2 separate regions of the Mus musculus genome follow, and region 2 is linked to region 1. The links are chromatin loops, found by intact Hi-C in ENCODE. Cell type or tissue: gastrocnemius. All regions are shown on one strand. Links, peaks and the distances in the headings refer to the core of each region. The heading gives the core; the rest is flanking DNA. Region 1 has its middle 18 kb from the start of Peli1. Region 2 has its middle 87 kb from the start of Gm46273.

Region 1 (12,250 bases), core at 2,776-10,775:
AAAGTGTCCACACTTTGGTCTTAGTTCTTCTTGAGTTTCATGCGTTTAGCAAATTGTATCTTATATCTTGTGTATCCTAAGTTTCTGGGCTAATATCCACTTATCAGTGAGTACATATTGTGTGAGTTCCTTTGTGATTGGGTTACCTCACTCAGGATGATGCCCTCCAGGTCCATCCATTTGCCTAGGAATTTCATAAATTCTTTCTTTTTAATAGCTGAGTAGTACTCCATTGTGTAAATGTACCACATTTTCTGTATCCATTCTTCTGTTGAGGGGCATCTGGGTTCTTTCCAGCTTCTGGCTATTATAAATAAGGATGCTATGAACATAGTGGAGCATGTGTCCTTCTTACCAGTTGGAACATCTTCTCGATATATGCCCAGGAGAGGTATTGTGGGATCCTCCGGTAGTACTATGACCAATTTTCTGAGGAACCACCAGACTGATTTCCAGAGTGGTTGTACAAGCTTGCAATCCCACCAACAATGGAAGAGTGTTCCTCTTTCTCCACATCCTCGCCAGTATCTGCTGTCACCTGAATTTTTGATCTTAGCCATTCTGACTGGTGTGAGGTGGAATCACAGGGTTGTTTTGATTTGCATTTCCCTGATGATTAAGGATGTTGAACATTTTTTCAGGTGCTTCTCTGCTATTTGGTATTCCTCAGGTGAGAATTCTTTGTTCAGCTCTGAGCCCCATTTTTTAATGGGGTTATTTGATTTTCTGGAGTCCACCTTCTTGAATTCTTTATATATATTGGATATTAGCCCCCTATCTGATTTAGGATAGGTAAAGATCCTTTCCCAATCTGTTGGTGGTCTTTTTGTCTTATTGACAGTGTCTTTTGCCTTGCAGAAGCTTTGCAACTTTATGAGGTCCCATTTATCGATTCTCGATCTTACAGCACAAGCCATTGCTGTTCTATTCAGGAATTTTTCCCCTGTACCCATATCTTCGAGGCTTTTCCCTACTTTCTCCTCTATTAATTTCAGTGTCTCTGGTTTTATGTGGAGTTCCTTAATCCACTTAGATTTGACTTTATTACAAGGAGATAGAAATGGATCAATTCGCATTCTTCTACATGATAACCACCAGTTGTGCCAGCACCATTTGTTGAAAATGCTGTCTTTTTTCCATTGGATGGTTTTTGCTCCCTTGTCAAAGATCAAGTGACCGTAGGTATGTGGGTTCATCTCTGGGTCTTCAATTCTGTTCCATTGGTCTACTTGTCTGTCGCTATACCAGTACCATGCAGTTTTTATCACAATTGCTCTGTAGTACAGCTTTAGGTCAGGCATGGTGATTCCACCAGAGGTTCTTTTATCCTTGAGAAGAGTTTTTGCTATCCTAGGTTTTTTGTTATTCCAGGTGAATCTGCCGATTGCCCTTTCTAATTTGTTGAAGAATTGAGTTGGAATTTTGATGGGGATTGCATTGAATCTGTAGATTGCTTTTGGCAAGAAAGCCATTTTTACTATATTGATCCTGCCAATCCATGAGCATGGGAGATCTTTCCATCTTCTGAGATCTTCTTTAATTTCTTCAGAGACTTGAAATTCTTATCATACATATCTTTCACTTCCTAAGTTAGAGTCACGCCAAGGTATTTTATATTATTTGTGACTATTGAGAAGGGTGTTGTTTCCCTAATTTCTTTCTCAGCCTGTTTATCCTTTGTGTACAAAAAGGCCATTGACTTGTTTGAGTTAATTTTATATCCAGCTACTTGATTGAAGCTGTTTATCAGGCTTAGGAGTTCTCTGGTGGAATTTTTATGGTCACTTATATATACTATCATATCATCTGCAAAAAGTGATATTTTGACTTCTTCCTTTCCAATTTGTATCCCCTTAATCTCCTTTTGCTGTCTAATTGCTCTGCCTAGGACTTCAAGTACAATGTTGAATAGGTATGGAGAGAGTGGACAGCCTTGTCTAGTCTCTGATTTTAGTGGGATCGCTTCCAGCTTCTCACCATTTACTTTGATGTTGGCTACTGATTTGCTGTAGATTGCTTTTATCATGGTTAGGTATGGGCCTTGAATTCCTGATGATTCCAAGACTTTTATCATGAATGGGTGTTGGATTTTGTCAAATGCTCCAATTTTCTGATTAAGCCAAGATACCTGTTCAACTAATTTTATGCTCATCCATATACAGAGGGATGATTGTCTCTTACTAATCTCGAGAGTCTGAATCTTAGTTTAGTAGATAAGCCAATGTGTGGTATACCACCTGGACAGGCCCTATCTCACTGGACTCCAACCTACATCTCCGGTCAGGTGGAAGAGGCTCCCAATTTCCTAAAGCATCAGTGGCCATGTTTTATTTTTCATGCCTTAGCCCCATGGTTACTGTTAATGGGTCTGTGAAGAGGGTATCCCCAGTCCAAAAGACAAGCAAAATTTAAGTTCCTTTAAATCTTTGGAGTAGACTTGAGAGAACTTTTAGTTGCTCAAAATCGGCATATTAGGGTCCATCTCTTTACAAGGATATAGAACTATAATGGCACAAAATTGCAGTCAAAGTCACCTAACATCTGGAAGTGGGAACTGATGTAGATAGACTCACCTGAGGAGATCGGGAGAGAAGAGCTAAGGCACTCCATCCACAGAGCAATAGATAGACCAATAGACAAGGGATCTAAGAACATTCTAGTTCTACTTTTCCAGACAGCCAACTGTCCCTGCTTTTCTTGAAATTCTTATTTACTTGGGTTGTCTTGAGTTTTCCCCAGATACAATATTTTTAGCCAGAAAAGGCTAAAATTTACAGTTTAACACAACACAAAGTTTCTTATTCTTTTCCTTCCATCCTTGGTTTCTTCCTGGTTCCCCCACTGGTCTTTCTCCCTCCCCCTATCTCCTTCTCTCTTAATCTGTTCCAGGCCTGGGAGGTGTTTGGGACATTTCTGCTTCTATCTAAGATCCTTAGTACTAGCTTTTAAATACTTCTTCCAATTTGTAATCTAACACTTCTATTTCAAAGCAATTGGTCAGAAATTATCACATGGCCTACTTAACTTCAAGAGAGCAATGTCAGCTAGATAGAAGGCACAGTAGTTAAAAGCACTTGCTACTACTCTTGCAGAGGACCCAGATTCAGTTCCCAGCACCCATTTGGCAGCTCACAATGATCTGTAATTCCATTTCCAAGGGATATGATGCTCTCTCTGGCCTCCAAGGGCATCACATGCATGTGGTGCATATACATACACGCAGGCAAAATATCCACACACATAAAAATAAATAAAAATTAAAACAAATATTGCCAGGTGGTGATAGTACACATCTTTAATCTCAGAACGTGGGAGGCAGAAGCAGGTGGATCTCTATGAGTTCAAGACCAGTATGAGCTACAAAGTGGCTTCCAGGACAGCCAAGACCACATAGAACCTGCCTTAACAAACAAACAAACAAACAAACAAACAACACCTCCCCCCAAAAAAAACAGAGAGAGGGGATTTTTTTCTTCAAATAGTGAGAGAAATAAAACTGGAGCTTTGGGTGGATTGGTACTCAGATGTGGAGTACCTTGCTGTCAACACTTTACCTTTCACTGGGACCATGCTCATAGTTTTAGTCCCACCCCCACCTCACTGAAACTCATCAACAATGTTACATTTATATCATGGCTCCTCTTTGCCTCACTCTCAGGAACACTTAAGCATACCCCTTGCCACTGACATACTTGATGTCTCACAAATGAATAACAAAGCCATAGCAAGCAAGGGCTTGCACGGTGGAGTAGATAAGCCTTTAGTCACTTGTTTCCCCTTCTAAAACAAGCACAGTGGCTGAGAAGGATGGATCTGTGCATGTGAGGAGAAAAGCAGATAATGGGAGCTGATGGGATCTACTGGGTATGAGTGAGCTACTGTCATTTACTTCCTTGCAGTTCTTATGGAAGGCTGAATTCAACCTACAGAGAAATAGGAGAAAGGTGGAGAAATTTTTACTAAGTAAAAACTATCACTTTATACAGTATCATCTCATTTTTTAACTACCTGGCAATGCCTATGAGCTAGATTATCCTAGTAAACTGAAACATGAAGAGTTATAGCATTTTCCAAAATCATACAACTAGTATACAGTGCTGGGAGAATTTAATCCAGGTTTCCAAGTCCAGACCTTTGAATCCATACTTCTTACAATTTCATGAAGCATGAAAAGCAGCAAACCTAAAATGTACCCAAGGAAAGATAACCCAGATTTTATGGGGCTATTCCAAAAAGAAATATGGTTCAGGAAGGACTGAACTGATTTTAGGAATGCTCCCCATAGCTTACAAAGATATCGATCTCTCTTGCTTTCATTTACACTCTTATTTATTTAGAAGCATTTAACTAGGCTAAAAATCAAATGAAGATAAAAAGATAAGACAGAAATTCCTCTTCTCAAGTTGCTGACTATATTTAGGCATAGATGCTTAAGTAAACAGGTAATTATGAGGTAGCCGCATAGAGATGTGATGGATATAAGCAAGTGATGTTGAGAGCAAGTGCTACCCCCGTGTTGCTATCCAGTATCTGGGAATACAGATTCAGGTAGAACTCTGTGTGCATGAGGAGGCTTGCTTTCAGGATCAGCACCTTTGGGTAAAGGAAAGAAGCTGAACCTAAATAGTTCAGAAGGACAAGTTGAGTTGTGACCAGTTACAATAAGCGTCTCATCCCTTCCTGGAAGAATTATAGAGCTAGGACCTATCATGGTTGGGAAACATGATCAGGCTCATTAGCATCTAGTCATTGCATTGGGCTGCTCCTGCTCAACAAGGGCACTTGCCAGAAGGAAATGCTGCTAAAGTTAGGTACCAACATTCTCAGCAGTTAAGGGGATAGGGCATCAGGTAGGGATTAGCAGATGAGGATGAATCTGAAGGATAAGAAGCAGACGTGGTGGGTGAATGGGACAGTGATGCTGGAATGGAATCAGAATTAGTCTAATACTCAAACTGACAAATAGCACTAGGCATGATAAGTAGAAAAACTGAGCACACTAAAGAAAAACAATTGTTATGAGCATGGCAACTCTGGAGGGAAAGGGGATAAGTGTAGGCATAAATGTTTTGCAATGAGGGCTCAACCTCTCCTCTAGCCCACTGCCCAGCAGAGGTAGTGGAAGAGAAAAGTTATTAGGATGTGGGGGAAGTAGACCTGTTCAGCAATAGGTCTTTGGGGGCAAACTCGATCTTCTTTCTCAGTTCAGTCTTGTAGCAAACACCAAATATGACACAGCAGCTACAGACCAGTCCTCTAGGCAGGCAGATATCACACACAAATTGGCAGCTACAGTCTAGTCCTCTTGGCAGGCAGACACCAGGCATGAACCAGCAACTGTAGTTCAATCCTAAAGAACCCATCGGGCTCACCAACCAGCCTGAGGCGAGGCGACAGGAGCAAGCAGCAAGCTGCCGCAGGAACCTCACGAGTAGTTCTTTGGTGAATTTCTCTCAACATTGGAATTATCACAAGTTGAGCTTAGCTTGCTATGGAAGGCAAAGCAATACAATACATTGTTAACGAAGAATAGTGAGGTGGAACAAATCAAACCAATGTTCAGTGCTCCTCTCCCGCTGTCTGTGGGGTCATATCTATACTCCTTTATCAAGCATCCTCTCATGTGTCTGCTATATCAAAAACATCCTTTCACCTGTGTCTGCTTCAGGAAAACGTTCTCTCATGTGTCTGCTTTAGCAAGACATCCTTTCGCCTGTGTGCCCCAGCAAACCATCATTTGACATAACAAACTTTCCAAAGAAACTAGAAGTTTCCAATTCAGATAAATCTTGTTTTTATCATATGGTCTTTTCAACATTCATGTAGAGATCTCTAGCTACTGTCCCTAGAGCTCAGAAAATAAATCTGAGTTGGACAGAGTTGGAGTCAACCCAGGGGCAGAAGGGAGAAGCCAAAGGAGTGGAGAGTGTCGGTAAGCAATAATGTCATAAAGATTGTGTCAAAATAAAGAGGAGACACAAATGAGCTCTGAAGATGTCTTCAAATAAGCTAATGACAAGGACAAACTTTGTGTGATTTTGTTATGTAAGGAATCAAGGGTTGTCAGATTCATGGAGAAAGAATATGAAGTGATAGTTTTCAGTGATAGTTTTCAAGACTCATGGGGAGAGACTGTGTTTCTTGTATGTATTTCCATTTGGGAAGTTGAAAAGGTTCTGTAGGTGGAATGGAAATGACTGTTGCACAAGAGTGTGAATGTGTTCAAGACTACAAAGTTGAGCACTTGAAGTCAATTTAAGTGGCAAGTTTTGTGTAGTAAACACGTAGAGTATATATTTTCCTGTGATAGAGAGGAGAAAGGGAACAAAGGAGGGTATGAAAATGGATGAACCATGTAGGCCTCCCTCAAGAAGCTCGAATGGGGAGGGAGAGAAGAGTAATAGTCAAAGAAAGAAGCTGCAGAATGTGATGTCGGAGAGATGGTGGATGGGATGGTCACTGTCACAGCAAAGGGACTGTATTAGCTGAGCACAACAAAATGATTGTTAATGGTCACTGGCGGATCTGCAGGGAACACTGAGGAAGGCAAGCTAGCAGGACAGAAGCAAGGATGGTGACACACAGATGGCAAAAGGGCTGGCTCCATCTGGCTCTAGTTCACTGTGATAACTTAGAACAGATCATCATGGTCCAAACAGTTGTCTACCAACTGAATAATTAGTCAATCATTAAAAAAATAGGAAAACATACACATTGAAGAGATGCAATGATATTATTTTGATATGAATTTTTATCTTCCAATTGTTAGATAGTGTTTATGTAAGGGAGGGAATTCATTTGTGAGAATCAAGCCAGTCAACATTTTAGTGTGGAGGGGGAGGGGCCATGGACAGTTGATGGCTGCTGGAGGAGAGGCCCTCAGTTTTTTGTTCTTGTTTTTCAGGGTATGGTATGGTCAAGTACACTGCAGGAGATGGCCTGTACCCAGGCATATATGGGGAGAACAAATTGGACTCAAGTGAGTTATTAAAGAACAACAAAGCCGGGCGGTGGTGGCGCACACCTTTAATCCCAGCACTTGGGAGGCAGAGACAGGCAGATTTCTGAGTTCGAGGCCAGCCTGGTCTACAAAGTGAGTTCCAGGACAGCCAAGACTATACAGAGAAACCCTGTCTTGAAAAACCAAAAAAACAAAAAACAAAAAACAAAAAAAAAAAACCCAAAAAAACAAAAACAACAACAACAACAACAACAACAAAAATGTTGGGGAGGTAAGGAAGAGAGAGATCTGGGAGGGACTGGCAGAGAGTGACATCACATGATCAAAACAGTGCATGAAGTTCTCAAAGAAGTAATCATTTTTAAAAAAATATTTGTGAGCTTTTGAAGATCACCATCAAGTTTCAAGAAAAGAATATTGTCTAAAATTTGTACTTAAATATTTCTCTATTTAAATTTAAGTTTACTATGTGTAAGTTTATGATGTTATTGAAAAGACCTGATAAAAATGTATTCAGGTCATAGATTTTTTTTGAGTCATGGGGAAAAAATAGTTAAGTAAAAAAGGGTTAACTACTTTTTTTTTTAAAGCAGAAAAAAGTTGGTGGAAGAGTGATTTCTCCTAGAAACACTGTATCTAGTTTATCTAGGTCTACTCAAATGATCACTTCAAATTATCATCACACACAAGTAATGATCCAACAGTACACTGAATTTTTTGTCTAAACATAAATTTTATAAACTACAAAGAAAGGAATCCGTGATACATGTACTTATGAATAGAAATGTACTAGATATTCTCTTATTAGTCCTTGAGGAAGCCCTGGCTGTGAGATCTGATTACATGAGTTTGCATCATTTTCAGTTTTATAAAAGTACAACACATAAACACAAACAACAGTTTCAGGGACATTGACATGAGTTGCATTTGGAGCTTTCTAGAACAAGTTATAAAGCAGCAGCTGCTAATCTTGCTTGTCAATTTCATATACTTGAAAAGAGGGAATCTCAATCGAAAAATTGCCTCTATCATATTGACCTATGGACATATTTATGGCATATTTTCTTGATTGCTAATTGATGTAGGAGGACCTAGACCACTGTGGGTAGTACCATTTCTAGGCAGGTGAGCCTAGGCTGTATATATGAGCCAGAGAGCAGGCCAGCAAGCATCATTCTTCTACAGTTCTTGCCTCCAGCTTCCAGCTTTGAGTTCCTCCTCAATTTCCTTCAAAGACAGGTTGTTACCTGTAAGATGAAATAAACTCTTTCCCAAGTTGCTTTTGATTATAGTGTTCATCACAGCAACAGAAACTAAACCAGAACAAAATCCAATATAAATCGATCTGTTGGGTATGTGTGTATGATCTTGTGGTTGTCTGAGTGAGGATGTCCCCATGAGCTCTCATGTTTGAATGTTTGGTTCCCAGTTGGTGGAACGATCTATAAAGGATTAGGAGGTTGGAGAAGGTATGTCATTGGGAGACAGGCTTCCAGGTTTCAAAAGTCCATGCCAGGTTTAGTTCTCCCTCCACATGCTGTCTCCCCTGCCTGCTGCTTGTGGGTCAGATGTAAGTGCTCAGCTATTGCTCCAATAACTCATCTTCCTGTCCCCATGTTCCCTCCCATGATTGTGAAGGACTCACCTTCTACACTGTAAGCAAACCCCCAACTGATGTCTCCTTTGGTGAGTAGCCATGATCATGGTGTCACTTTAGAGCAATAGGACAGTAACTAAGACAGATCTCATCATTATGAATATCAGGGTCATAGAATGACACAGATATTGTAGACTGAAGATAAGTCCTAGGAAGGGAAGGATGGAATTGTTTCCTGAGGTCTGAATTACATGAACCAAGTAAAAATTGTAAAGGGGAGAAAGAAGGAAACTAAAAGAGTGATCTTTTTTGAGAAGATGGAAAGCCAATGAAATCAAATCACCTGCCAATTTTTTCACGGTCCCAGCACCAGATTACAAGTGCACACCACCATTCTTGGCTTATTATGTGGCATTTGGGATCAAACTTGGGTCCTCATGCTTGTGTATTTTCTACTGAGTTGTCTCCCCCACCACTGTTCTAGGCTTTCAATGAGTTGGAACCCACTTTTGAAAATTCTCTGATAATGCTAAAGCCAGTTAGAATCAAAGAAAAATTAAGGTTTTCCTAAAGGGTCAGATTATTATACTCTGAAGTCATTTAAAATATTAATATCAAATTAATGGTTTAATGTGGTTTAAAATGAAATACTAAACATAGAACTATTGGAGTTAGAGAGAAGGTTCAGTGGTTAAAAGGCTTTTTACTCTTCTAGAGGACCTGGTTTCTATTCCCAGCTGGCTCATGACTAACTCCAGTTCCAGGGAGCCCATGTCCTCCTTTAGCCTCACCCCTACATACATAGTGCATATAAAGTCACACAGGCACACACATACACATAAAACTGGAACGTTTTTGGAAAATCTGAAAAAAGATAGTTTAAGTCTTACATCATCCATGGTATAAATGCCTGGGAAGAAAAAAATGCTTTTTGTTCGTTTTGTTTTGTTTTGTTTCTATTTAACTACATGTACTTCTTGGTTCCTTTGGCTTTGTGTTTTCTTTGTGTGTTTTTAAAAGGGTGGTCTCATTGTGTAGCCCAGGTTGGCCTTGAACCCATAATACTAACAAAGCCTTGGCCCCTTGAATGCTGAGTTCTTAAGTGCCTGTTACCTTGCCAAAATTGGATTCTTTTTTTCAACAAATTCTAAATGCCTTTACCAAAATTATTTTCCAAGGTTTGTGCCTAGTTATTACCATTTTCAGAGCACATGTCCGTGGGTTCAAATTAAGTAATTACTACCCCCACAAAGCTCCTTCAACATAAGCAAAAATGTTAGAATTATTCATCTGTTTGACTGTTGTCTGTCTACAATCATCTAACCACTTGAAAATTATTGCTGTTTTTAAATTATCAAAAATTTGTCAAATCTCTATGCACAGCCAGCAGCTTTAAAAGAACATCTATGAAAGTAATGGACAATGGACAAAAATATGGTTGTCTTTCACAGCCAAGGATTTCTTCAAAAATTCATGTGAAGAGGTTGAAGAATAACATCTTCTAATTTATATAGCAATGTTATCTGAAAGTTACTAAACATTGATTGATTTTAAATGATAGAAATAAAGTCATCACTCTCAAGTTACATGGAATACAGTTTATTTTTCCCCCTTTTATAGCTCAGACTATGAATCATGATTACCACTGTGTGACTAGCCATCGTAGAAGAAAAACTACCTAAAATAGAGTTGAACATGCATTTAAGACTCATCCAAGGTAGTACTTTCCTTTAATACCAGCACTTGGGAAGCAGAAGCAAGTGGACTTCTGTGAGTTTGAGGCCAGCCTGCTCTACATAAAGAGTTCCTAGACACCCAGAGCTACATAGTAGTAAGGCCATGTCAAAACTAACCAACCAACCAAGAAAGTCATACCAAATAAGAAAGACATACTAAACTTGTCACTCTTTTCAGAAATCTTCTGCTTAGAGTGACTGCATACATTTTCTGTTCACAGGGGTTTGAATATTTGTTATTTGTCACAAATTTATAATCAAGTGAAATCCAATTACTTAATTTTTCTAACAGTTTGGTTCATGTCATATTTTAAACAATTTCAAGTCATTTAAAATGTTGTTTTAGTCAGAACTAACACATAATCCAAGCTGTTATTAAAGTGTGAGAGCTATCCTTGTTGGTTTCTGTGACACAAAATAATATTAACCTGTAATTATCATATCTATGACTTTCCAGCATAGAAATCTTTATCTAATACTTTAGAAAAGACAGAATCCACATGGGAAAATCTTCTATGACTTTAAGCTCATTCCTTTAAACCTACATTGGTTTTAAACACTTTGTGTTAACTTTTACAAGCATGCTTATGCACTCTCATTCCTCCTAAACAAAGAGTCAACAAAACGTGGCGGCTTCTTGATGATTGACAGGGGCATCCGCTGCACACATTCACTATTGCCCTGCTTTCTTTCCCTGCATCCAAGCACAAAGGCCCAGTGAGTTCTGTTGGGGTGGACTCCTTCTGTATGATGGAGAATGCATTTTAAGTGACTATGTTTGTTAGTGGCTCTTACTCAGATGCAGGAGGAAGAACGTAAGCCTGGGAGTCACACAGACTTGGAGTCCTTCTCCAGAGCCACTGTTCACTAAGCGTGAATCCGTGGAAAGTTGGTCAACTATTTAAAAATTGGCAAAGGCATGGACCCCATCCCTCCAACCCTTTCCAAGTATGCTGTACCTTGGAGTTTGCTATTCTTCCCTAAAAGTATGGGTGCTGATAAAAATTTATATTGAATTCAGATCCTACCACTTTTTACTGTGTGACCTTGGACAAATTATTCATTTTCTCTATCTTTTTTCTCATCTTTTTGCCTCTTATGAGGCGAACATATTTCCTACCTCAGAGATTTTTAAGTTACCAATTCATGTAACCATCCCTCATACATAGCTAACGCAAATGTTAGGATCTAAAAAGACTGGGAAAGCATTTCCATTGTGATCTGGAGGATGACAGAATCATATGTACTTAAGTAAGTTGAAATTTTCTACTAGTAAATTTTGTGAGTGTTAACCATCTCACTGCTGCTGGTGCTGCTGCTTGGCCTTCCCTCACCCCTCTTTTAGCCCCCCTCCCCGCCCCCATCCCTTTCTTCTTTCTTCTTATTCATTATCAACAGCTCCAATTTACTCTGACTTATGGGGTCCTGTTTGACAGCTGGGCAGGTGGTGTCAAGACATTTAATATTTTTACCGTATAGAACTGGAGATAACCTATCTTTTCCTCTTTGTTTTTCTTATTATGTGATTTGGCTCCATTTTCTCTGTTCCATTTACAAAGACAGGTTGGAAGGTTTTTCTCCCCACCAACCAGTTTGCCAGCATTATCATGTACAAATGTTTGCCTTTCACTCACAAGTGGCCATATGTCAACAGCCCAGTCTAAAACTCACCCGGTTATCTGTAAAAGTTCCCAGTGGTTATGTTTATAAAGCTTAACACCTTCCTTGTTTCAGACTCGGAGAACATTGTAAAGTATTTGTGTTGTGCATTCCATTTCTTTGTGTCCAAATATCATCTATTTGTCTTCAGCCATTAGCACAAATCTAATCCTCCAGTTGAATAACTTATGAGAATTTAGAAATGGAGAGGGAAAAAAATGAGGGTGAATAGTTATACATCTCAACAAACTGAGACGGTGCAATGGTCTCATAAAATGGGATGCATTTGCGGCTGTG
Region 2 (12,250 bases), core at 2,755-10,754, 70 kb before region 1:
TACTCAGAGAAGGGAGGACAGGATGGGAATTAATCCAATAATGTAGAAGAGTCTCACCTCTCAGGAGACTGAGCCACGGAAGCTTTGCCAAACAAACCTGGCTATGTTTTGGGGAGAAGAAACAAAGACAAAGTGGTAAAGAGAAAAGTGAAGAGAAAAGATTTTAGATAGAGGCCATACTAGTTAGTCTACTACACTGACCTTGGGTATTACATAAACAAGGGAAGCTAGGTAGAGATACAGGGTATGCAAACAATTAAATACTAGATTTCATCCCATCCCTGGGTGATCCTCTGCCTTGCTTTCTTCCCTAAGTCCTACCTGGACCATACTCCATATGGATCTTCTACTGTAGGATCTTTCCCTTGGAGAATCCTAAAGGATAGCTATGTGAACTGGTCTGGTGCTGAGAATAGCAGAGACAATCTCCACCCAGCTGTGTGGCTGGGATTGGCCAGGCAGCAGTGTATGGAGGCTGAAGCACTATTTGGAGCTAGTATGTCATTCCTCCTGGTTTCCCCATTAGAGTGCTGATGGCCCTCCCTCCCACCAGTTTTCCTACTAGAGTCCTTTTGCTTATTCTGCACACACTGCATTTAACCCAGGCAATTTCAATCAACATAAAGTCTCCTACTTGTAATCATTTTAAAGAATTTTGATGAGTAGAAACTGGAAAAACACTATTTAGGTTTTGTGTATGGTTTTCTTAATACAAGGGGGTGATGGTGGGGGGCAGAGACATTGATTTCCCTACGTAAAAAGAGACACCCTGGATGGGGTGTTGGGTTACATAAATGTAAATCACCAATTTTGTGTCTGGGGAGGCTCTGAAACATCCTTAAGTAAACTCGCAGAACCTGAGGATGAGAGCTACAGGGCTCTCAACTCCTAAGCTAAGTGTTCGGTTTCACAGTCTAGTTGGATTAAAGCTGTGTCTGCTGACTTCATTGCTTCAGGTTGTAGTGAGGGGTATAAGTAGAAGATAGGTTTCCTTAAAATAAGTGTACTGCCATATTGTGGGAAAAGCTATGATGTAGGACAGGAAATGGGAATGTTTTAGAATTCAGTATATGAGTCTCCCCCACCCCCAAAGTAAAATTCTGGGTAACAACAAGCCTAAGGATTTACCAGAAAGCAATGGTAGTGAGGCTGACCTTCCCTTATGTGAGCAGACTGAACTCTGATGCTGCAAGGCTAGACGAGGCATCTGGCCTCTGAGTACTGCCTTCCCAAGCAGTGAGATTTAGGAAATTGTTGGGTGTACTTTTTCTACACTGAGCTTTGTCTGGTCTTCCAGCCACGATTGCAGCCTAACCTGCTCTACTGTGGGAAATTAGAGAGACCTGTGCCAGGGGGCCTGGTACAGAGTGCCCAAGCAGCAACCTCTCTCCCAGTGCCACAGACAAGGTCTGACAGCAATAAAGTGGGAAGAACTGGTGGGCTGGAATCATCAGCTATGCACGGTCAACTTTACAGCTCAGTGCTACAGCTGGGGGTAGTTACCTGGTCCTGAACACACACTATCAGTCAGCAGCACAGCTCGGTACCTCCGCTGGTAGGTGAGGAGGAGCCCCTGGTCCTGAATACACTTACTCTGAGGACTTCCAAGGAACAGCCAGGGGCGTGGACTTGGGGTTAGTGGCCTATAGAGCCAGGGGAGCCCCCAAAAATCATAATAAAGAGATACTAAATGTGGTTTAATGTTATATTCTCAGTTCACTTCACATGTATAGGTTCTGTGATTGGCTCTGCTCTTGTCGAGTTCTTTAAATTCATTGAGCCATTTGCTCCTAGGAACAGGGTAGAGGAAGACAGACTGACGTTTACCTCCATGAAGTTCTTGCTTTGACTTTCCTGCTGGAAACACACTGCAAGGTGTGTCATATGCCTTCTAATTCTTTATTAGGAATAAGCACAATTACCTGTTATAACTTAATTTAAACATGGTTCTGTTAAATAAGGGAAGCAAAGGATTTCTAAATCCTTGCAAAGTTGAGGGATTTGTCCAAGTGAGTCACCTGAGGCAGTTAGGAAGCATGTCTTTACCACGAAATCATTTTCTGAAAAGAGATGGGCCCTCTGAAAAATTTTAGCCCTTCTGTGCCCTAAACCAAGTGACAGCCATTAGGATTTCCTTTTAGCTCAAATCACTCACTTCTGAAAAACAAAAACAGAGCAGTCAAGTCCGGAGAAACAGATTTAAGACAATTCTTTTGAAAAGGGTCCTAGAAGAGAGCTTTTAAATCCTCCAGTTGCAACTGCTGATATAAACTGTTATAAAAATAGTCAGTCAACAAGAGACTGAACCTCAGAAAGGAACTATAAATCTTTTTTTTTTTAAACCAAACATGGCTGTCTGAGCCTGAGATCTTGATTTTTGAAGACATTAGTGACTAAATAATACTGGCTATAGAAATTGCTGGAAAGTTATAAATAGAATGTTAAATAATACAGTGCAGCTAATTCCCCAGGTGTTGTCTCTGTTCTCAAGTAAGGATCTCCACAAACAGCATGCTGGCACACAGCTTGCCTGTGGGTGGACATCTCTAGTGCTATTGTTCACTCACGGTTGCTGACGTCACTTTAGTCTATCAGTTGAGTGACATTATTATTCCTTGCTTGGTTAGTTCTTCCACCCAACCCACATCATTAGCCTGGTCTTACAGATAATTAGCATTCATCCTCTGGGGATGTGTTTGCAATATTATCTTATATGATGTTATGTAGGGAGCAAAGCGCAAAGCATTCTTGGAAGGCTGGGGATGCTTCAGTGTCGAGAAATGATGCAGCTTTTGATCTATAAAGCAGGTCTGCCAACACCAGACTCTGATCTTACACTGAACTTTTCTTTCAGAAAATCTGGTTTTAGAGCTTCGAGGCTGCTGCAAAATTTGATCTAACGGAAACTTGGTAAGAGGGTCCAGGCTGATCACAAGTGACTGCAAGTGTATCTAGTATACCTGTAAACCTACTGCACCTACTGGACTGGGCTTTAAAGCCATCCGTACATGCTGTAGGGGCAAGCTGATTTTTTTTTCATAAACGTGATTTTGAGATAACAGTATATCAATTCCCAGGACCTGTTAGGACTCGGAGCCAAGTGTTCAAGGTGAAGGTATGGGGCCGAAACCTTGCCAGCTCATCCCTGTGCTTGGAGTTGTTAGGAAACTCCTTACAGTTTCAGAGGACGCTCAAGCTTCCAGTTTCTAAGCAGCATTAAAGAAGAAAACATAACAGAGTCCATTTTGGAAGAGACATGAATATGCTTCCAGTAATTGTCAATAACTAAGAATTTGGATTATGAAAGCTGTGGGAATTCAGGCCAAGTGCTGAGCAAGGGCTCTTTTCACATGCCCTCCTGCTCAGAATGCCATTCCCTCAGCTCTAACTTCCAGGGTACTTTCAGCTCATGCCCATGGGCTCAGCTTACCTGACACTTCAGGAGAGACCCAATGTGTGCCTTCAAGGGGCTCCCCATCCCTACTTTGTAGTGGTATCGCTGTTTCCTGGTATAGTAGTGTCTGCCTTCCTCGATAAACAAAGACAGCAGAAGAGCAGAATAGGCATCTGCCTTATCACCACTGGCTTGGCAGGCTCAAGGTAGTTGTGTAGCAGTAGTTAGTCGCTTTGAATGAAAGGCACACACACACACACACACACACACACACACACACACATAAATTAATTTTGATATGCCTTGACTAGCTTAGTGGCTGGGCATTTCTTTTATTTCTTTCTTCTTTTCTTTTCTTTCTTTCTTTCTTTCTTTCTTTCTTTCTTTCTTTCTTTCTTTCTTTTTTTTCTTTTTGTGACAGGGTTTCTCTGTGTAGCCCTGGCTGTCCTGGAACTCACTCTGTAGACCAGGCTGGCCTCAAACTCAGAAATCCGCCTGCCTCTGCCTCCCAAGTGCTGGGATTAAAGGTGTGTAGCAACACGCCCAGCTTGGCTGGGCATTTCTAATTCTTCCCATGGCTAGCAAACACTCCCCTCCAGTATTCCAGAATTAGCATCCTTTTAAATCTATATTTCATCTCTGCTACCTCAGACCCAATCTAGGAAGTGACCACTAGGGCCACTTATCAGAATTCTTATGTGGCTGTTCCATCCTAAGCCCCTCTCATAGTGATTCTGCTTCCTCCTCCTCTCTCTCTCTCAAGCCTAGGAATCCCAAAAGTCCTGCCTCTGTCTGTCCTGCCCAACCATTGGCTGCTGGCATCTTTATTTACCAGTCGGAGCCATGTAGGGGCAGGGTCCATCAGTGTCTTATGTGCAGACACTCACGTAAGCAGTTTGGGGGACCAGAATTAACATTACAGCACAAACAGCATCCACTTCATGGTTGTTTGTAACAGAATAAAGAAACCACTGACCGTTGAGTGAGCATAGCGGCTAGCCTGAACATATTTGCCTGCTCTGTGCCAGGATGTGTACGGTGCTTGGCACATGGGAATGAGTGGAAGAGTGATCATGCAGAACACCCAGAAACTCAGCCCAAATCTCAATCTCAATGCCCTACAGTTGTGAATGAAGCTTTTTTTTTGTTTATGTAAAATTTAGGGTACTGTTTCCAAACTCAGAATCATATTTGCTTAACTTGCAGACCAGAGGAAAATTCAAGCTCGTTGGTGAACTACCAAGAGCAAAGACTATACTAGGTAAAATAGCTGCATGCCTGTTTCATATCTGTAAGTAGTATCCAGAGACAGGAGAGGAGAGTACACAGTAGGCTCAATATAAATGTATACTTTTGCTCAGCTTCTGAGTTATGGGATCCTTAGAGGGTTACAGTATAGTGCTGCCTATCTATTCTAATGGGCAACCACGTGTCTGGTCTTCTGATTTTGCCATTAAATATTTTTCTGCAGCATGCTTTCCAACTGCTCTTGGAATTCCATTGTATTTATGTGCCTCTATTAATGTTCCGAATAGTGGACATTTAGGTTAGTTTTCATTTGGGGACACCATCAACCTATAGCTAAATCTTTGCACACACATTCAGCCATCTTTCTATTAAATAATGGGATCATCATTTTCAACTGTATTTGTGGAAAGCATCATTAAGTCGTGGTTAGATTTAGCTTAAATTAAAATCTGTCCCCACCCCGTTTTGTCAGTCATATCCTCAAATGGCCTGCTTTGTTTCATAGGAATTAAGAAACCAAAAGTTCTTAGAGATGACCTTTTATAGTTCCTACTAATGAAGAAAGCTTGAAATTTTTCTTAGAAACATGCTGAACAATAAATAGTTTTATCCAGGCCTGAGATCAAGACCTCTACTCCAAAGGCCACAAAGCCAGTAACTTCAAAATTGGCACAGAACTGCCTTTTTATTTACTTGCAGACTTGCTTTGGTATTTCTTTATTTTGCTTCAATCATAATTGAAAGAAGTTTTGGGAGGGAGCATCTGGGAGTAGTCACATCTTGTACCATGGAAGCAAATTTTCTTTGCTATTTAAAGTGCATAGGTTATCCCTTCCAATTCTGGAGAAATCTGAAGTAATTGACTGAGTGTCCTACAAATCAACTGTGGCCACTCTCTGTTATATTTCCAAGATAAAGTTCATTTTCTACATTAGTAAACGTTTTTTAAAGGTTATGTCATTGTGCCTTCCCTGACTTCTATTGTGTGACACTATTCCTGGGGAGGTGTGAACAAATGTCTACTCACACCCATAGAAAACCAACAACAGGCAAAGTACGGATACCATGGAAGTCCAGTTTGGTGAACTGATGAGTTTTATCGGGGTTGTTTACAGAAATATAGGTGAGGGGTTTCTTATAGGTATAGACATGACTCAATGGCAGCTGTATCACCAGAGCCCACCCTAGAACCAGTGACACCTCATGAAAGCTGGAAACCTCGAGGGCACCACACAAACTGTGGGTGGGCACTCAGGCACCTGTAGATCACTCAGCTGGCCTGAGCCTCTTCAAGGCAGGTTAGCTTGTCTGAAAGTATCTCTCAGTGGTCCTTACTTCTGACATATGCTCAGGGGACAAGCCTGGGTGAATCTGGTTAGTTTCAAGGATTCCCTGAAGACATTGAGTTGTTTACTTGTAGAACTTAAGGCCCGTCCCTGCAGGGTGGAATCTTTCACCTTCCTCTTTCTAAAAGTCACCCTGGTCTTGGAAAACACTCATCAATCCCCACTCTGCCAAACCTTTCCTCTTGTCTTTCTGACCTTGTCTTTTCAAACCTTTGTCTTTCTGACCGCGATGCTGTCAAGTGAGAGTTCCTGCATGTGTGTGCGGTCCATGCTTGTGAGCCTGTGCCTGTGCACGCCTAGGCCAGAGGAGGATCCCATCCTTGAGACAAGGCTCACTAAATTGGGAGCTCGCCTTTTATGCTAGACTGCCTGGCCAGAGTGCCCTCGGGATCCATCTGTCTTCATCTCCTAACGCCGAGGATCGGGGCATGCAGTCATGCCCAGGTTTTTACACGAGTGTTGAAGATTCAAATGGGGTTCTCATGCTTGTAAATCAAACATTCGTACTCAGTAAGCTCTCTCCTCACATTCCTGGTAAATTAATTCAATAGCTATGACAAAAGTTTAGGGTTGTATAACAGGACTCTGAGAGGCCAAAAGATCCTGGAGAAAAATAAATAAAAATACAAAACATGGTGCAGGCTACTGAGGTAGTAGTAGTTCAAAGCCCTGGTTCCAGGTTCGATTCCCAGCACCCAGGGGGCAGCTTAAAATCATTTGTACCAGCAATCCCATGGGAATTTGACACCTTCTCTTGGCCTTCATGACCTCTTTTAACAGGTGGGTGAGCAGACGTGCAGGCAGGCAAAACACCCATATTCATGAAAATAAAATACAAAAATTGTTTTGTTAAAAAGCACAATGGACAAGAACTTGTCTCAGAAATGTATTCCATGAACTCTGATTTCCAGAAATGATACCGGAAGTATAGAAGCAATTTTAACACACCCCTGACCCCACAACACATCAGGAAAGTCGCTCTCATCCACTGGAGGAAGACTTGCTGGAGCTAATGGCTAAAAGGTTCGCCAGTCCTACTGACTCCATGGCCGCTGCCTCTGCTACTTCTACCATCATCAGCGACCTGTGCTCCACAGACTTGATCCTCTTGCTTGACATCTCATTGCCATGGCTCAGAGCTGTGACATCCTGGCTTGGTGTCCCAGTGTCATTGGCAAGATCAGACTTTGTATTTTCTATCATCCTCTTGTGTAGTGAGTTAAAGTCCTAATTTGCTCACCGTTCGCTGCCTGCCTACTTCACTCTTGGAGAAGAAAGACAAGAATAGACAGAATTGGCCAATTCACTAAGATGCAGAGCAGCTGACACACTAGGGACACTAACACATGTAGCTCAAGGAGTGATCAAACTGTCTCAGGCTTTCAGTCACACTAGAGTGCCTTTCTCTGTCGGTCACAAGAAAATGACAGCATCCAGCAAAGACAGGGAAAGAAAAAAACTACTACTATGACGACGACTACGACTGCGACTAATAATAATAATGTGGAAGAGGGTTTGGGGGAGAAAAACAGAACATAAGAAAACAAGCTCAATAGAATATAGTAAAATTTCCCCTCAAGGGACCTGGTTCCAGACAGAGTTAAACTGGATCTTGGATTTATTCCCGGCATGGATTTATCTCATGGATCAGACTAAGGAAGATCAGACTTGGGAACAAGAAAAACTGGATCTCAGGCTCCAGAAAATGTTGGGAGATAATGTTCTGTCACGATGACCACTTGGAAGATGTAAAGCTAAGCAGGCACTGGATTTGAAATAATAATAATAACAACAACAACAACAATAATATAATTTAAAGTCTGCTTGTTCAAGCTACCCATGAAGTGCCATGTGTGATCATGGTCCATGTCAGTCTACTGAGTGAAATGCTAGCAGCTTAGTAGGACAGCATGAGGCACTTTTCAGAATGGGTTAAATTCTAGCAGCACATCCTAGAGTCAGAGAGTCCCATGGCTGTGTTTGACTATGAACATAGTACGTAGGGCAGGGAGCATGCTGGAATTCTTGCAAGTGAGAGAAATTAAACGTAAGCAGAAATATAGGTACTCTGAAAGTAGATGGGCCTGTGGGAAGGCAAACAATTTAACAAGATGTATAGAATGTGCAACCATGGCTCAGGGACCCCACGCCTACCCCCGACCCAGGGTTTTATTCACTGCAGGCATTTAATAAGTGTTAACTATTGACTTGCTATGCTTTGGAACTCCTGGAGGGAAGAGGTGGGGTTGTGGGGCTCAGAAAAAAAATCTAGAAAGGATCAGAAAATTCCTGATATTTACAAAATTCCCAAGTCCCTTCCCTAATGTTATAAAAGTAATAAGCAGTTGCTAGGAGGAGTGTTCTCTCCCAGCCACCAGCTCTAAGCTGCCAGCAAGTCTAGCAGGGAGTCCGGGGTGGGGGGCATTTTGCATCACCTATGTTCTGTAAGTAACCCCAATAAATGCATGGGTTCATTAAGCTAGGCTTGAGTGTAATCATTTGTTTGTTCTGTCAGTGCCCTGTCTGGGGTAAATAGATGCAGTCTCTTCCCAGAGAAAGTTACACAACATTCCCGGGTGAAATTCAGCTTCTAATTAGCTAAGCCCATGCATGCCCTCCAGAGAGATGCCATCCTTCACACACGTCCTTCATGTTTGGAGAGCCAGAGACGCATACCCTTGTTAAATAACGTCATGGTGTCCGATGAGCACAGTCATAGCCAAGGCAAGAGTCCAGACAAACAGCCAGGCGTCACCACTGATCTGGGCCATCACTGATGAGCCCAGAAGATGAGAAGTAGAACTCCAAGATAAATGGAATTTGAAGTCTGGACCCAGAGAATTTTCAGTTCCTTCACTTTACATTTGAGTAAACTTAAAATGAACTTCTCCGTCTCTGGGGGTTGGCTCAGGAAGTAGAAGGTTCCAACTCAAGTAGAATGCTGAGGAGGAAGAATTGTAAATGGCGCAAGGAAAGCTCTGGGAGGAGACAAGTTTTCGTGGAGAGGGCATGAGCTCAGGGGTGGGGTGTGGGGGACTGTTCCGGCTTCAGATCCAACCTTAACTCACTGTCTAGACCTTCAGCAATATAACTGCTCCCAAACTCATTTTCCAAACTCAGCTATAAAATGAAAATGATCATTTTGTAGCATTTGTAGAAATGGAAGATGTGATTTTAGCTGGTCATTAATTGGCATTTGGAAATAAAACGACAAACAAGATGTCGGTTATAGCTATTCCTCTGAGAAAAGTAGAGTGTCAGAGGTGGCATGAAGGTAAACGCAAGCAGGGCATTCAGCTTGCAGGTCTCAAGCATGTGTTCACCTGTATGAGGAAATGCTGTCCAGCCACTCACAAGGAAATGTCACCCTGGAGCGATGCCCTTGACACAGCAGGTTGTCCCCTTCTCCTCACCGTGTATGATGCATCTGCCTGATCATTTAGCATAAGCCACATAGACTGCATTTTTATAATGGGTTCCAAGACCAAGGGCAGAAAGATTTTTAAAAAAGAAACAAGTATGTTACTTTATGATTCCTGTATGATTTGCAGTTAAGAAGGGTTTTCTTCCAACCAAAATCTACAGTAAAGCAGAACTTGGATTTTGTTTGAGAATGCAAGAGTTGATAATATCTGTATGTGTGGGCACTGTTTTTTTTGGGGGGGGGTCATCCCCTCTCACATTGACCCCACTGCACAAGGAGTTACATTTTCAAATGAGAGATTCTTGGAGCACTGGGCCTCTGACCCAGGAGACTGCAGATTCCAGATAGCACCAGTATAGAAAGCATCTGAAAGCCAGAAGTACAGAGCAGTTACCTGCCAACCGATTCTGGCTGCATAGGTGATATTTGAAGATCAGCAACAACCAACCATACAGAAAACATAAGAATTACCTCTAAAGGGCAGCCATATTCAAAAAGGAAAAGAAGGTGGAATGATTCTAAATTTAAAAAGAGAACCAAACCCCACAGTGACCAGCCTCACCTTCAGTTTGCTGTGAGTCAGAAGACTCCAGGTTGAGGAAAGCCAGGGTAAGCGTTAAATGAGTTTTCCAACCTGTGTTTTCCTTTAACATGATCAAGGAAGTTTTCTCAACAATAAAAGCAAGAAATTTCACCCTCAAAGATATTTTTTCAGCTTAAAGAAACCGCTCTAATTGCACCATCTCCTAGTTTTTTTTTCTAAATTAAATTTCACATTTACAAATGTGGGATCAACAAACCAGTTCTGCCATTGTTTTTAGATTGCAGGTGAACCCCTGGATGGCCTGGGGCAGAGAACACTGGAAACGCTTTTACTTGAAGGGCTGGGTCTCCTCTGCTTTCTGATCAGGATGCTCCTCCATCCTTCTCCTGACTTTTCCTTTTATCTAGTCAAATGCTTCCTGGACATCTCTGCCAGACGTCCCATTCTCAAACTCACCATGCACACTAAGACAGTCTTCTCTGTAGCATGCCCTCTCTTGGAATGCTCATCCCAAGCAGTGCGGAGCTTCATCTACACACAGGGACCTCAACACAGTTTTACAAGCGCACAGAGGAGACTCTGAGGATAGTAGCAATTTGCAACGAGGTAGGAAGGCAGGGAGTGATTCCTAGAGACGTAAGCAATCAATCATAGAGACACCAGAGTGAAAGGAAACTATCATCTGTATCATTAGCTAGGATGTGGTAAGCCATACAAAAAAAAACAAAGAAAAGTAATTTAAAAAAATGGACAACCACAGCAAAAACCATACCAACTGTTCCGTTTTCCTGCAAGAGAGACTGGGGGTCCTATCAACCCCTTCCTGCAACTCAGAGTCAGAGATGTGCATGGCCTGGTATAGGGACAAGAGGGAATGCACATGAGGTCAGACCTCACCATAGGTCCAGCGAACCAGAAGCATCAGACCTCAGATCAGATTTCCACTGTTCTGCTGTTGAGAATTTGGGTCACTGTGTTGAAGATTGTCCCAAGAGGCTTGCCTATAGTCACACATTGTCAGGAAACTCTCCTGTAGTCACTCCATAAATTTTCTTTCCCACAGGACTATTTCTTAGGCCCCCCATGAAGGAACTGTAACGGGACTACATTTACTGTGTTAGTGTGTTCCATGGGTTGTAGAATTACTCAGAACTCACCCAGCAACTGAGAACCAGGCAGATCCCCTGTGCTAAAAAAAATGATCTGAAAGGAAATTCAAAAGAAATTAGAGCCCCACAACCTCAGATGAACCTCAAAGTTGTCATCAGTGCCACCATGATTCAGGCAGAGATGAAAGAACTGTGCGTAGCTCAGGCTAGCAGGGTGAGGTGCATGCTCCTTTGAAAGGGGCTATCTTGAAGAGATAGCTGAAGCTCAGCTTTAGAGGACCCAAATCTTGACCCTGATGAGAACTGAAGGAATCACATACTGACTTTAAGTAGCTTGGCCTAATGTCACACATTTAGCAACAAAAACAAAAACCTTTATACTGTTTATAGGCAGTCAGCATTTATTTTTTGGCTCAAAGTTTCTCTAGTGTTTCCTGTGGATAGAATTTTTAAAAAAGTAAATTTAGTTAAAAAAAAAAAAAAAAAAAAAAACATTGGGTCATTGTCCCAAGCTAACAGCAAACGAAACTAGGACATGCCTTCTCAGCTGTTAGGGAAGAGGAAATGAGCTGGTGAGCCCAGGGTTTACTCCTTCCTCTACAACAAGCATGCTTTAGGAAGATGTAAAGAGAGAGATCTGGCGACCAGTGGGAACCCAGGGGTCAAAACGTGTAGTGGAGAGATGGAGGGTAGACAGTATCAGGAGAAACAGACAAGGCAAAGGTACAGCCAACTGACCACCTAGAGGGGCTAGGCCAGGCAAGTGTGTGACAGCATGATGAGCATATGGCGCTTGCCTTTAATCCCAGCACTTGGGAGGCAGAGGCAGGTGGCTTTCTGAGTTCAAGGCCAGCCTGGTCTACAGAGTGAGTTCCAGGACAGCCAGGGTTATACAGAGAAATCTGGTCTCGAAAAACCAAAAAAAGAAAAAACGGGGGAAAAAAAAAAAAAGGTGTCAAATCACCGGATAGTGAGGGTGGGAGCAAGAAGGGCAGAGAGTGTGGTCTGCAGCACAGCTTAGGGCTCAAGTAAGCATAGCGTTCTCAAATTGCCCAGGGCCCATGCTTCCTCACCGTGACAGCATCCCAGCGCCACGGCTGGACTCCCTCTGCTTTCTCTCTGGGTCCAGCCTTTCTCCTTATTTGCTGGATACCATTTATTGGCCCTTCGACTTCTGATACGACT

The links. Hi-C counts contacts between places; a loop is a spot of excess contacts. Peaks named below come from ENCODE experiments on the same cell type or tissue, not always from the same donor. Only the 100,000 strongest peaks of a DNase experiment are listed, where the experiment ranks them.
Region 2: it touches region 1 in a loop (1.9-fold over the local background); 2 of 42 quality-filtered maps call a loop at or near these places.

What each region holds. Positions count from the first base shown.
Region 1 is chr11:21,067,629-21,079,878 of GRCm38, forward strand. No RefSeq gene overlaps it. Among named protein-coding and RNA genes, the nearest start is that of Peli1, 18 kb to the right of the region's middle. In gastrocnemius, for the core only: no CTCF peak of the experiment used is centred there; no DNase peak of the experiment used is centred there.
Region 2 is chr11:20,998,070-21,010,319 of GRCm38, forward strand. No RefSeq gene overlaps it. Among named protein-coding and RNA genes, the nearest start is that of Gm46273, 87 kb to the left of the region's middle. In gastrocnemius, for the core only: no CTCF peak of the experiment used is centred there; DNase peaks (open chromatin) are centred at 6,384 and 9,366.